2 separate regions of the Homo sapiens genome follow, and region 2 is linked to region 1. The links are chromatin loops, found by intact Hi-C in ENCODE. Cell type or tissue: natural killer cell. All regions are shown on one strand. Each heading gives the region's core, and the rest is flanking DNA. Links, peaks and the distances in the headings are about the cores only. Region 1 holds the start of SNORA80C (small nucleolar RNA, H/ACA box 80C). Region 2 overlaps CD2BP2 (CD2 cytoplasmic tail binding protein 2).

Region 1 (5,366 bases), core at 319-5,318:
CTCTCTTCACCTGTCTCCCCATCTGTAAAATAGGGATGATGATAATTACCTCGTGGAGATCGAATATGGGAGAAGCTGACACTGTCTTGTCCTTAATATGCCCCAGGCACTTCATTTGGTCATGAATTAATTGCTTGGCCACAGTAGATACGCGACATCAGTTTTGCTGGGGTTTTGAGCGTTCTCTTTTCTAGGAAGGGAGCAATATGCCCTCAATACTCTTCACTGTTAGTCCAGAATGTTTTCCCTTCATGTGCCTCTTAGAAGGCATTTCTTTCCTTTTTCTGATTTTTATCTCTAAAAGGCCAGAGCTTGTGAAACTGGCTCATTTTCAGATTGTTTCATTTCAGACCTCAGAATAACATTTGGCTTTTACCCTTGCCTTTTTCTTCACTGCTTAAAAAATGATAGGTGTTTGCTATTCAAAGCTGATTAAGAGCCTGGACTTGGTCCTGGCCTGGCTTCCAGGATGCCCCTCTCCTGCTCTCCTCCCTCCCTGGCTTCTCCCCATCTTGCTGCCCTAGGTTCTGTCTGCCCATCCCCTGGATGATCTCATCCACTCATTCTCAAGGCTTTATAAACCATCTATAGGTTGACAGCTTCTCAATTAACATCTCCAGTCTAGGCCTCGCTTCTGAGCTCCAGATATGTCAAGAAGCCGTGACACCATCCAAAACAGATCTCCCCTCTCAACTTGCTCCTCCCACCGTCCTCATCTCTGTAAATGGCAACTCCACCTTTGCAGTTGCTAAGCTCAAAAACCTTGAAGTCATTTTGATCTCTTTTTCTTCACACCTCATATCTAATCTCTTATTAAATCTATTGTCTCACACTGCAAATAGATCCAGAAGCCAATCACTTCTCACCACCTCCACCATCCACCGTCCACTTCTGTCACCTGGGTATGAGCCACTATCTTCTCTTGCCAGGTGGCTGTAGTGGCCTCCTCACTGGGCTTCTGCTTCTGCTCTCTCCAACTCCTTCATTTGGTTTTCAACCCCAGTAGCCTGAGGGGAGCCTTTTTAAATGTGTAGGATATGGTCACTTCCCTGCTCAAAGCCCTCTGACATCTCCTCTTACAGGTCCCTGTCTCCTTTATAATAAAAGCCAGAGCCAGGCACAGTGGTATGTGCCTGTAACTCCAGCTACTCAGAAGGCTGAGTCAGGAGGGACTGCTTGAGCCAGGAGGTTCGGGACCAAGCCTGGGCCACGGCAAGACCCTGTCTCTTAAAAAAAAAAAAAAAAAAAAAAGCCAAATATAACAAATACAAGGCCCTATATGCCAAGAGATCTCCACCACTACATCCGTGACTCCCCCCATCATGCATTCTGCTTTAACCAATTTTTCTTGCCATTTCTGGAACAGCAGGCAACTCCCGCCTCTGCGCCCTGCCGTTCCCTCTGCAGTGCTCCTCAGAGGGCTATCCACGTAGCCTGCTCTGTCACCTCCTTTAAGTCTTTGCTCATGTTATCATATCGGTAAAGTGTCTTGACAACCCTGTTTAAATCTGTAGCATCCCCAATACCAGCATTCCTTATCCATTATTTCTGAAAGCAGGAATTTTTTAATGCTTTTTATTTAATGCGGAATCCCCGTGCCTAGAACAGTCTAGGACACTGCATGCCCTCAGTAAATATTGGTTGAATTAATAAAAATAGCTAGAACGCCACTGGGCTTTGTGATGTGTGCGTTACGCGCATTATCTCACTGGATGCGCACAGCCATCCTGGGAGGCAGCACCGTGGCCTTTCCTATTTCATAGATGGGGAACTGAGGCTCACAGAGGGAGCAGCCTGTGGAGACCCAGGTCTCTGGCTCCGGGGCCTGCCGCTAAGGGCTGACCTATCCCCCTCTCCCCGCAGGTCCCGGGCGAGGCGCCCGCGCCGTCCGCCGACCCGGCGCGTCCCCACGCGTGCCCCGACTGCGGCCGCGCCTTCGCGCGCCGCTCCACGCTGGCGAAGCACGCGCGCACGCACACGGGCGAACGGCCCTTCGGGTGCACCGAGTGCGGGCGGCGCTTCTCACAGAAGTCGGCGCTGACCAAACACGGCCGCACGCACACGGGCGAGCGGCCCTACGAGTGCCCCGAGTGCGACAAACGCTTCTCGGCCGCCTCGAACCTGCGGCAGCACCGGCGGCGGCACACGGGCGAGAAGCCGTACGCATGCGCGCACTGCGGCCGCCGCTTCGCGCAGAGCTCCAACTACGCACAGCACCTGCGCGTGCACACGGGCGAGAAGCCGTACGCGTGCCCGGACTGCGGACGCGCCTTTGGCGGCAGCTCGTGCCTGGCGCGCCACCGACGCACGCACACGGGCGAGCGGCCCTACGCTTGCGCCGACTGCGGCACGCGCTTCGCTCAGAGCTCGGCGCTGGCCAAGCACCGGCGCGTGCACACGGGCGAGAAGCCGCACCGCTGCGCTGTGTGTGGCCGTCGCTTCGGCCACCGCTCCAACCTGGCGGAGCACGCGCGCACGCACACAGGCGAGCGGCCCTACCCCTGCGCCGAGTGCGGCCGCCGCTTCCGCCTAAGCTCGCACTTCATTCGCCACCGACGCGCGCACATGCGGCGCCGCCTGTATATTTGCGCCGGCTGCGGCAGGGACTTCAAGCTGCCCCCTGGCGCCACGGCCGCCACTGCCACCGAGCGTTGCCCGGAGTGTGAGGGCAGCTGAGTCCCGCAGGGCTGCGGAGGGGCGCGCTGGGGCTTCGACCTGGCTGCACTAACCCAGGCTCCTCCTCGCCCCGGCCTCCGGGTCTGGGAAATTGAGGGGACGGCAGGCCCGGCTGCCCTGGAACTGGGAGACAGGGAGAATCCCCTGCCGGGGTCCCTGGAAACAGTGCCCACCCCACATCACTACATTCCCTCGGCCCGTGTTAGTGAATAAAGTATTATATCCTCACCCCACCCGTGCCTGTGAGTGAGGTGGGTGGGAGAGGAAGAAAGTTGGGGTTCTCCAGGCTCAGGTGCCAAGTGAGTTGTCAAGGAACCAAATGGGGATGTAAACCTAAAAGGGGTTCCCGGCACCTCGGTTTGTGTTGGTTGGAGGTGATCGCACACTTGGCCCTTGGTTACGTCCTCATAACCTTAGACCTGAAAGGGCCCATAAATATACTATGTTCACGATCAGACACGCACTGCATTCGGCAGAGCTCCAGTGAGCAAGGCACGACCCTCAGATCTCAGTCTAGTGAAGGAGAGAAAACTGTAATAACACTACGTTAAAGGTTTTAACTGCTTTGTTATGTAAGCTTACCCAGCCCGGCGCACAGTGACTCACGCCTGTAATCCCAGCACTTTGGGAGGGCGAGGCTAGCAGATCACTTGAGGTTAGGAGTTCGATACCAGCCTGGCCAACATGGTGAAACCCGGTCTCTACTAAAAATACAAAAATTAACTGGGTGTGGTGGCGGGCGCCTGTAATCCCAGCTACTGAGGGGGCTGAGGCATGAGAATCACTTGAACCTGGGAGACAGAGGTTGCAATGAACCGAGATAGTGCCATTGCACTCCGGCCTGGGCAACAGAGGAAGACTGCCTCAAACAAACAAAAAACAACAAACCAAACCAAACCAAACCAAAAAAATCTCAAAGCGATTGGACCTAGCAGCTCATGCCTGTAATCTCCAGCACTTTGGGAGGCGGAGGCAGGAGGATCTCTTGAAGTCAAGAGTTTGAGATCAGCCTGGAGAACAAAGTGAGACCCCCATCTATTAAAAAAAGAAAAAAAAAGGCTGGGCATGGTGAGGCACACTTGTAGTCACAGCAAATGAGGAGGCTGAGGTGGGAGGATCACTTGAGCACAGGAGGTTGAGGCTACAGTGAGCTAATATTGTGGCACTGCACTCCAGGCTGGGCGACAGAGTGAGGCTGTCTCAAAAATAAATAAAAATTTAAAATTCCAAAGTTATAAAAAATTTTTTCTTGTTTTCTACTGTGCAACCCACTTCAGTGCCAGCAGCCTACAGGCATAGAGGCCCGGCAATGGTTGGGGCTACAGTTTGCTCTGGCATGGGGTACTATGAGAGGCCTAGGGAATCCAGCCCATCATAAATCCAAACCCATGCGTTGTTTTAAATTTATTTTGGGCCGGGTAAGGTGGCTTACGCCTGTAATCCCAGCAGTTTGGGAGGCTGAGGCAGGCAGATCACCTGAGGTCAGGAGTTCGAGACCAGCCTGGCCAACATGGTGAAACCCTATCTCTACTAAAAATACAAAAATTAATTAGCCTGTAATCCCAGCTACTCAGAAGGCTGAGACAGAGTGAGACTCCATCTCAAAAAAACAAAAAACAAAAACATCAGCTGGGCGTGGTGGCAGACGCCTGTAATCCCAGCTACTTGGGAGGCTGAGGCAGGAGAATTGCTTGAACATGGGAGGTGGAGGTTGCAGTAAGCTGAGATCACACCATTGCACTCCAGCCTGGGTGACAAGAGTGAGACTCTGTCTCAAAAAAAAATAGTAATAAAAAATAAAAATAAATTTATTTATTTTGTAGAGACAGGGTCTCGCTATGGTGCCCAGGCTGGTCTCCATATCCTAGCCTCAAGCAATCCTTCCACCTCTGCCTCCCGAAGTGCTGAGATCAGGCATGAGCCACCATGCCTGGCTAGGTAAATCTTTTCTGTCCATTTTTGCTACAGCCAATGAATGGCAGAGACAAGTAAATAGGCACTTGCAGTCCAGTGTCAACTGGTGCTATGATGGAGGAAGATAGGCTCTTCTCAGAGGTGATGTTTAAGTTGGGTCTGGAAGGTGAAGCTGGGGTTCGGGAAGTGTGGAGAGAGCCCCTAAAGCTGCATTCCAGGGTCATTAGAGCTTGCAAATGTTCCCTGGGGTGGAATGGGGGGACAAAAAGCAAGAGGGTTTTGGAAGTGAGGTTAAAGTATCCAAGGTAGCAAAGCCTTGAGGGCTTAGAGGGGAAGGATGGATCTGACATCTGTAGGGAGCTGGAACTCATAGCAGTGGACCTGGGGTTGAGGGAAAGGAGATGGGACTGACTTCATTTCTTAGCTTGGGTGACTGCAGGACAGTGTCACTGAGATGGGGGTGCAGGATGAAGAGCAAGACAGGAGGTTAAGTGGGGCAACTGTTACACCCCAGTCTGGACATGCTGAATGTTAGGTCAGCATGAGGGAGGGGATTGGCAATAATAGCTTAGAGATATCAGGTCTGGAGTTCGTCTGGAGTCCATGACACCATGTCCAGAAGAAAGCACTCAAGAAGAGTCTTGAAAGTGGCCAGGCGCGGTGGCTCACGCCGGTAATCCCAGCACTTTGGGAGGCCGAGGGAGGAGGATCACTTGAGGCCAGGAGTTCAAGACCAACTTGGGCAATATGGTAAGACCCCGTCTCCACTAAAAATA
Region 2 (5,366 bases), core at 195-5,194, 68 kb before region 1:
CAACTGGAGATGGCAGCGGTGGCCCACCGCAGGGGGTGTAGGTGGTCAGGGGCCACTGAACCCTCCCCTGTGGAGCATACCCCCGAGGGTGCCCGGCAGCTGGGGACTGGGCTCCACAGGGAGTTCAGAGTGGCTGCTGACTCCACGGAGCACTGTTGTTACTTGGGCCCCACACAAAACATCTACCTTGAAATCCATCCTTGGGAGAAACTCCTCTCAGGTCTTGGCATCAGGAGGAGCTGGGCATGTCCAGGTCTCCGGCTTGGTTCCTGCCGGGAGCAGAACGGAAGGCAAGTAGCTCAGCCTGACCCCCTGCCTGGGAGCCTGGGTGAAACGACTAGCAGCACGTCATCAAGCTGGCCGCACTGCCGCTCTAGGGTCTGGGTAACTAGACACTCCTCATGGGAAGGGGTGGCAGATGTGGCAGAGACGTGAAGAGCCCTCATTCCTCCGGCATGAGGAGCCGGAGCCTTCACTTATTTGAACCCTGCTGGACTCCTGTGCAGGCCTTGTCTCTCACAGGGCCACAGCAGCTGCCCAGGACAGAGTCTGACGCCCCAGGCCTCTGTCAGGAGTGCCGAGACTTCCTTCCCCAACTCCTGCTACTTCTCTGAAGAATAACCTGGCCAAGGCAAGAGGCTGCATTCAGGCCTGGGTGCCATGGCTCACGCCTGTAATCCCAGCACTTTAGGAGGCTGAGGTGGGCGGATCACCTGAGGTCAGGAGTTCGAGACCAGCCTGAGCAACATGGTAAAACCCCGTCTCTACAAAAAAAAATTGCAAAAATTTAGCCAGGAATGGCGCCATGCATCTCTTGCTCCAGCTACTAGGGAGGCCGAGGCAGGATTACTTGAACCCAGAAGCCTGAGGCCGCACTGAGCCATGATTGCACCATTGCACTCTACCCGGCTTGACAGAGCAAGACCCGGTCTCAAAAAAAAAAGTTTTAAGTGAAAAGCAAAGAACTTCACCTCTGTGGTCTTCCTCCCTAAACTCCATAAACCAAACCTATTCATGAGAAAAAGGATCAGACAAACCCAAATTTTAGGAATATTCAACTGGGTGTGGAGGCTCACACCTGTAATCTCAGCACTGTAAGAGGCTGAGGCGAGAGGATCACTTGAGCCTGGGAGTTCAAGAACAGCCTGGGCAACATAGTGAGACCTCATCTCTAGAAAAAAAAAAAAAAACATATATATATATAATGCGTATATATAATGCGTATATATATATGCGTGTATATGTGTATATATATATGCATGTATATATATATAATGTGTGTGTATATATATATATATATATATACATTTTAAATTTATAAAGTTGTTTTTAAAAAGAATATTCTGAGGCCAGGTGCGGTGGCACACACCTGTAATCCCAGCACTTTGGGAGGCCGAGGCAGGTAGATCACCTGAGGTCAGGAGTTTGAGACCAGCCTGACCAACGTGGTGAAACCCCATCTCTACTAAAAATACAAAAATTAGCTGGGCATGGTGGCACACGCCTATAATCCCAGTAACTCGGGAGGCTGAGGCAGGAGAATCACTTGAACCGGGGAGGTGGAGGTTGCAGTGAGCAGAGATCACACCATTGCACTCCAGCCTGGGTGACAGAGAGAGACTCCGTCCCCCGCCCCCCGTCCGCCAAAAAAAAAAAGAATATTCTACAAAATACAAACCAGCACTCCTTGAAACTGTCAAGATCAACAAAGGTGAAGCCTGAGAAGCTGTCAGGCTGAGGAAGCTAAGTAGATGTGACAACTAAATATAATGTGGTGTCACAAGGGATCCTGAAGCAGAAAAGGACATTAGGGGAAAACTAGAAAAATAAAAAAAAAGTGTGAAGTTGAATTAGTAAGAAAAATTTTAAAAAAGGGTGAAGTTGAATTAGTATTAATGTACCGTACATCCACACAATACACTGTTATTCAACAATAAACAAAAGGACTGGGCACGGTGGTTCACGCCTGTAATCACAGCACTTTGGGAAGCCAAGGGGAGCGGATCACCTGAGGTCAGGGGTTTGAGACCAGCCTGGCCAACATGGTGAGACCTAGTCTCTACTAAAAATACAAAAACTAGCTAGGTGTGGTAGCACAGGCCTGTAATCCCAGCTACTTGGGAGGCTGAAGCAGAATCGCTTGAACCCAGCAAGCAGAGGTTGCAGTGAGCCAAGATCGTGCCACTGCACTCCAGCCTGGGTGACAGAGCAAGACTCCGTCTCAAAAAAAAAAAAACAATAAACATAGATGAAGATATCCACATGGCTGAACTTGAAAGCATAGGGCCAAGTAGAAGCCAGACCCAGAAGACCACATATATGATTCCATTTATCTTCAATGCCCAGAAGAAGCAAATCTAGAGGCAGGAAGTAGATGGGTGGTTGCCAGGGCTGGGGGGTGAGGAAAGGTGGGGAGTAGTGAGAAGGGGCTACTCATGGGTCAGGTTTCTTTCATGGTAGGAAAAAAAGGTTTTAAAATTAGACTGTGGTGATGGTTGCACAACCCTGTGAATATACAAAAAACCACTGAAGGGTACTGAAGCGTGGTGGCAGGTGCCTGTAGCCCCAGCTACTCGGGAGACTGAGGCAGGACAATCCCTTGAACCCAGGAGGCAGAGGTTGCAGTGAGCTGAGATCGTGCCATTTGCACTCCAGCCCGGCAACAAGAGCGAAACTCCATCTCAAAAAAAAAAAAAAAAAAACTTACTCAAACAAAAAGTTTATATCTATCTATCTATCTATATGTATCTCTTACAAACTGTATACATATAAACTGCATATATACACACACAACTAAAAAAGAAAAGCACACTGGGCACAGTAGCCCACACCTGTAACCCCAGCACTTTGGGAGGCTGATCTGGGAGGATCGGTTGAGTGCAGGAGTTTGAGACTAGCCTGGGCAACATAGCAAGACCCTGCCACTACAAAAAAAAGTTTCTTAATTAGCCAGGTGAAGTGGTGCACTCCTGTAGACCCAGCTACTTAGGAGGCTGAGGTGGGAGGATCACTTGAACCCAGGAGTTCAAGGCTGCATTGAGCTATGATCACACCACTGTACTCCAGTGTAGAGAGATGTTGTCACCCCTACTGGGTGACAGTAACACCCTGTCTCTAAAAACAAAACAAACAAAAAGCCAAGGAGTGCTGTTTCAGATGTGCTATAAAGGCCACCCTAGCAAGAGGCAGCCACATTTATAAGTGCTGACAGGGACCTGAAATAGCAATGTGGTCACAGGAAGGGAGAACTTAGTGAGATCGGGTGGTTCATGAGGTGTCCCCTGGATGCATGAGTAGTTGTTTCCTATTGGGGCTGTTAACAAATTACCACAAACTGAGAGGTTGAAAACCACACCAATTTATTATCTTACAGTTCTAGAGGTCAGGAGTCCAAAATGGTTTTCACCAGGCTGAAGTCTTGTCAGTGCGGCTTTGTTTCTCCACGGAGGCTCTGGGGCAGAATCCAATGCCTTTTCCAGCTCCTCCAGGGGCCACCTCATCGCCTGGCCCCAGGCCTTCTTGCCATCTTCACAGCCAGAAGCTTCCTTGCTTCATGCGCAGACCCTCGTGACTCCCCTTCCCTTATAAGGGCCCCCATGATTACTCAGGGCCCACCTCAACCATCCACGGTCATCTCCCCACCACGAAATCCTGAACTGAAGCACAGGCGCCGGGTCCCTTTTGCCACGCAAGGTAACACTTTCCCACGTCCTGGGGTTCCAAACCTGGACATCTCTGGGGGCTGTTATTCCACCCACCGTCATCAGTGAGGCGCCTTCAGGAGGGGCTGTGAGGTCACGTGAGGTCGGCTTCAGAAGGGCTAGGTTTGAGTGCCTGGAGGACACTGGCAGGAGGCGCCCCTGGGCTCCATCCATTTACCACGCACGCACTCAGCACCCCTGAGACCATCCCTGGGGCCTACAGGAGAACCCTGTACCTCAGCAGCCCTGAAACCTGCTTTCCACTTCCGGACCTTTCTGAAATCAAGACGCATCTTTAGATCAATGGCATCTTACTGTGTCACCGGCAGGCCTCTTCTTTCTTAGTGACGTTTAAAGGAAGGTATCTTACCCCTGATGGCTTCTTGGAGTGAATGAAATTCCGGTGTGAGCAGGCACTAGAAGGGGCCTCACAAGAGTGTCAGGTGACCCCACTCCGCCCTGGCCCCCAAGTCTTTCCTAGTTGCTCATCTGGCCCTTTCTGACCTGGGATCCCAAGTGTCCTGCAGCTCCAGTGCCCAGACCCCCATAACTAACAGACCCCACTAAAGCCACACACATGCTCAGCTCTCCAACCACGGTGGGGTCCAGGAGCCACCCCTCCCGCTAGGTGTGCCTAAACCATGGGGATCTGACTCAGGGGCTCTCTCTCGGCCTGGCTGCAAGCTGAAAACACCTGGGGGCTTCCAAAATGCCCAATGCCTGGGCCACAACCTAGACCAGCTCAATCTGAATCTCCAAAGAGATATTACAGCTCCCCAGGAGACTCCAAGGGGCAGCCAGAGTGCAAAACCGGAAGAAACCATCTAACGTGGGGCAAGGGAGGCGTAAGGCAATGCTGGTGGGGCGTGGAGGTGGAGGGTGCCAGGCCCAGGCTATAGAATTACATCTGTCTATTTCCCATGCCCCTGCCACCAGACTCTGAATTCCTGGAAGGGGACCAACCCAGCTACCTCAGTTTCCTCAAGGCACTAGCCCTGTGCCAGGCACATAGTGGGGTCCAGAGAATGTAGGCCGCAGGGCCTCCAAGGCCAGGCAGCAAAGGCTTTGTGCCAAGAAAGGTCTGGGAAAGGAGCCCACTGGGTCTGGGCCAGCCCTTTGATTCCTGTGATCTCCAGTGAGTCACTGCCCCTCTCTGTGCCAGTACAATGCACACTTGGCCCACACTTGGCCACTGAGTTTGCACTTCACTGAAGGGCTGTGGGAACGACGGCAAGGATAGAGGAAAGCCAGATTAGGGAAGACACTGGCTCTCAGAACCTTAGGGATCTCGGTCTTGGGCCACTCATCCCACTTCTGCCCAGCATCTAAGGAGCTTGAGAGGGTGAAGCGAGAGTAAGAGGGTTCCATGCTCACCCCCAACAGGGTCCCAATGTCTTCTCGATGCCCTGGTCCTTCTGGGCCTAAAACATCCACTTCTGGGGCTCTGTCCTCTGGTGGCTACAAGGATAAAGAATCTGAGGTCCTGAAAGCCAAAGACCTAAGAGGAATCGAACAAGAAACCTGGGAGAGGAGCACAGAGCAGCGCAGTTGGGGGTGTTTACACGGCAAGCAGAGTCCAGGCAGGGAGGCCACAGGATACCTGACAGGCACCTCCAAGAAGGATCTTCATGGGAGTACTCAGGGACCAAGACAAGTCCAAAGGGA

What was found. Peaks named below come from ENCODE experiments on the same cell type or tissue, not always from the same donor. Only the 100,000 strongest peaks of a DNase experiment are listed, where the experiment ranks them.
Region 2: it touches region 1 in a loop (6-fold over the local background); 40 of 110 quality-filtered maps call a loop at or near these places.

What each region holds. Positions count from the first base shown.
Region 1 is chr16:30,415,692-30,421,057 of GRCh38, forward strand. It overlaps ZNF771 (zinc finger protein 771), which reads left to right. Exons shown (of 3, transcript NM_001142305.2): 3 at 1,864-3,723. The coding sequence ends at 2,676. It overlaps SNORA80C (small nucleolar RNA, H/ACA box 80C), which reads right to left and starts at 4,068; the gene lies at 3,934-4,068. RefSeq lists silencers at 1,851-1,940, 2,221-2,300, 2,331-2,380. In natural killer cell, for the core only: no CTCF peak of the experiment used is centred there; DNase peaks (open chromatin) are centred at 2,230 and 3,075; H3K4me3 peaks cover 1,257 bases; H3K27ac peaks cover 1,293 bases.
Region 2 is chr16:30,347,431-30,352,796 of GRCh38, forward strand. CD2BP2 (CD2 cytoplasmic tail binding protein 2) reads right to left here. Exons shown (of 7, transcript NM_006110.3): 7 at 3,343-5,366. Among named protein-coding and RNA genes, the nearest start is that of CD2BP2, 5.2 kb to the right of the region's middle. RefSeq lists an enhancer at 302-801. In natural killer cell, for the core only: no CTCF peak of the experiment used is centred there; a DNase peak (open chromatin) is centred at 3,261; H3K27ac peaks cover 3,031 bases.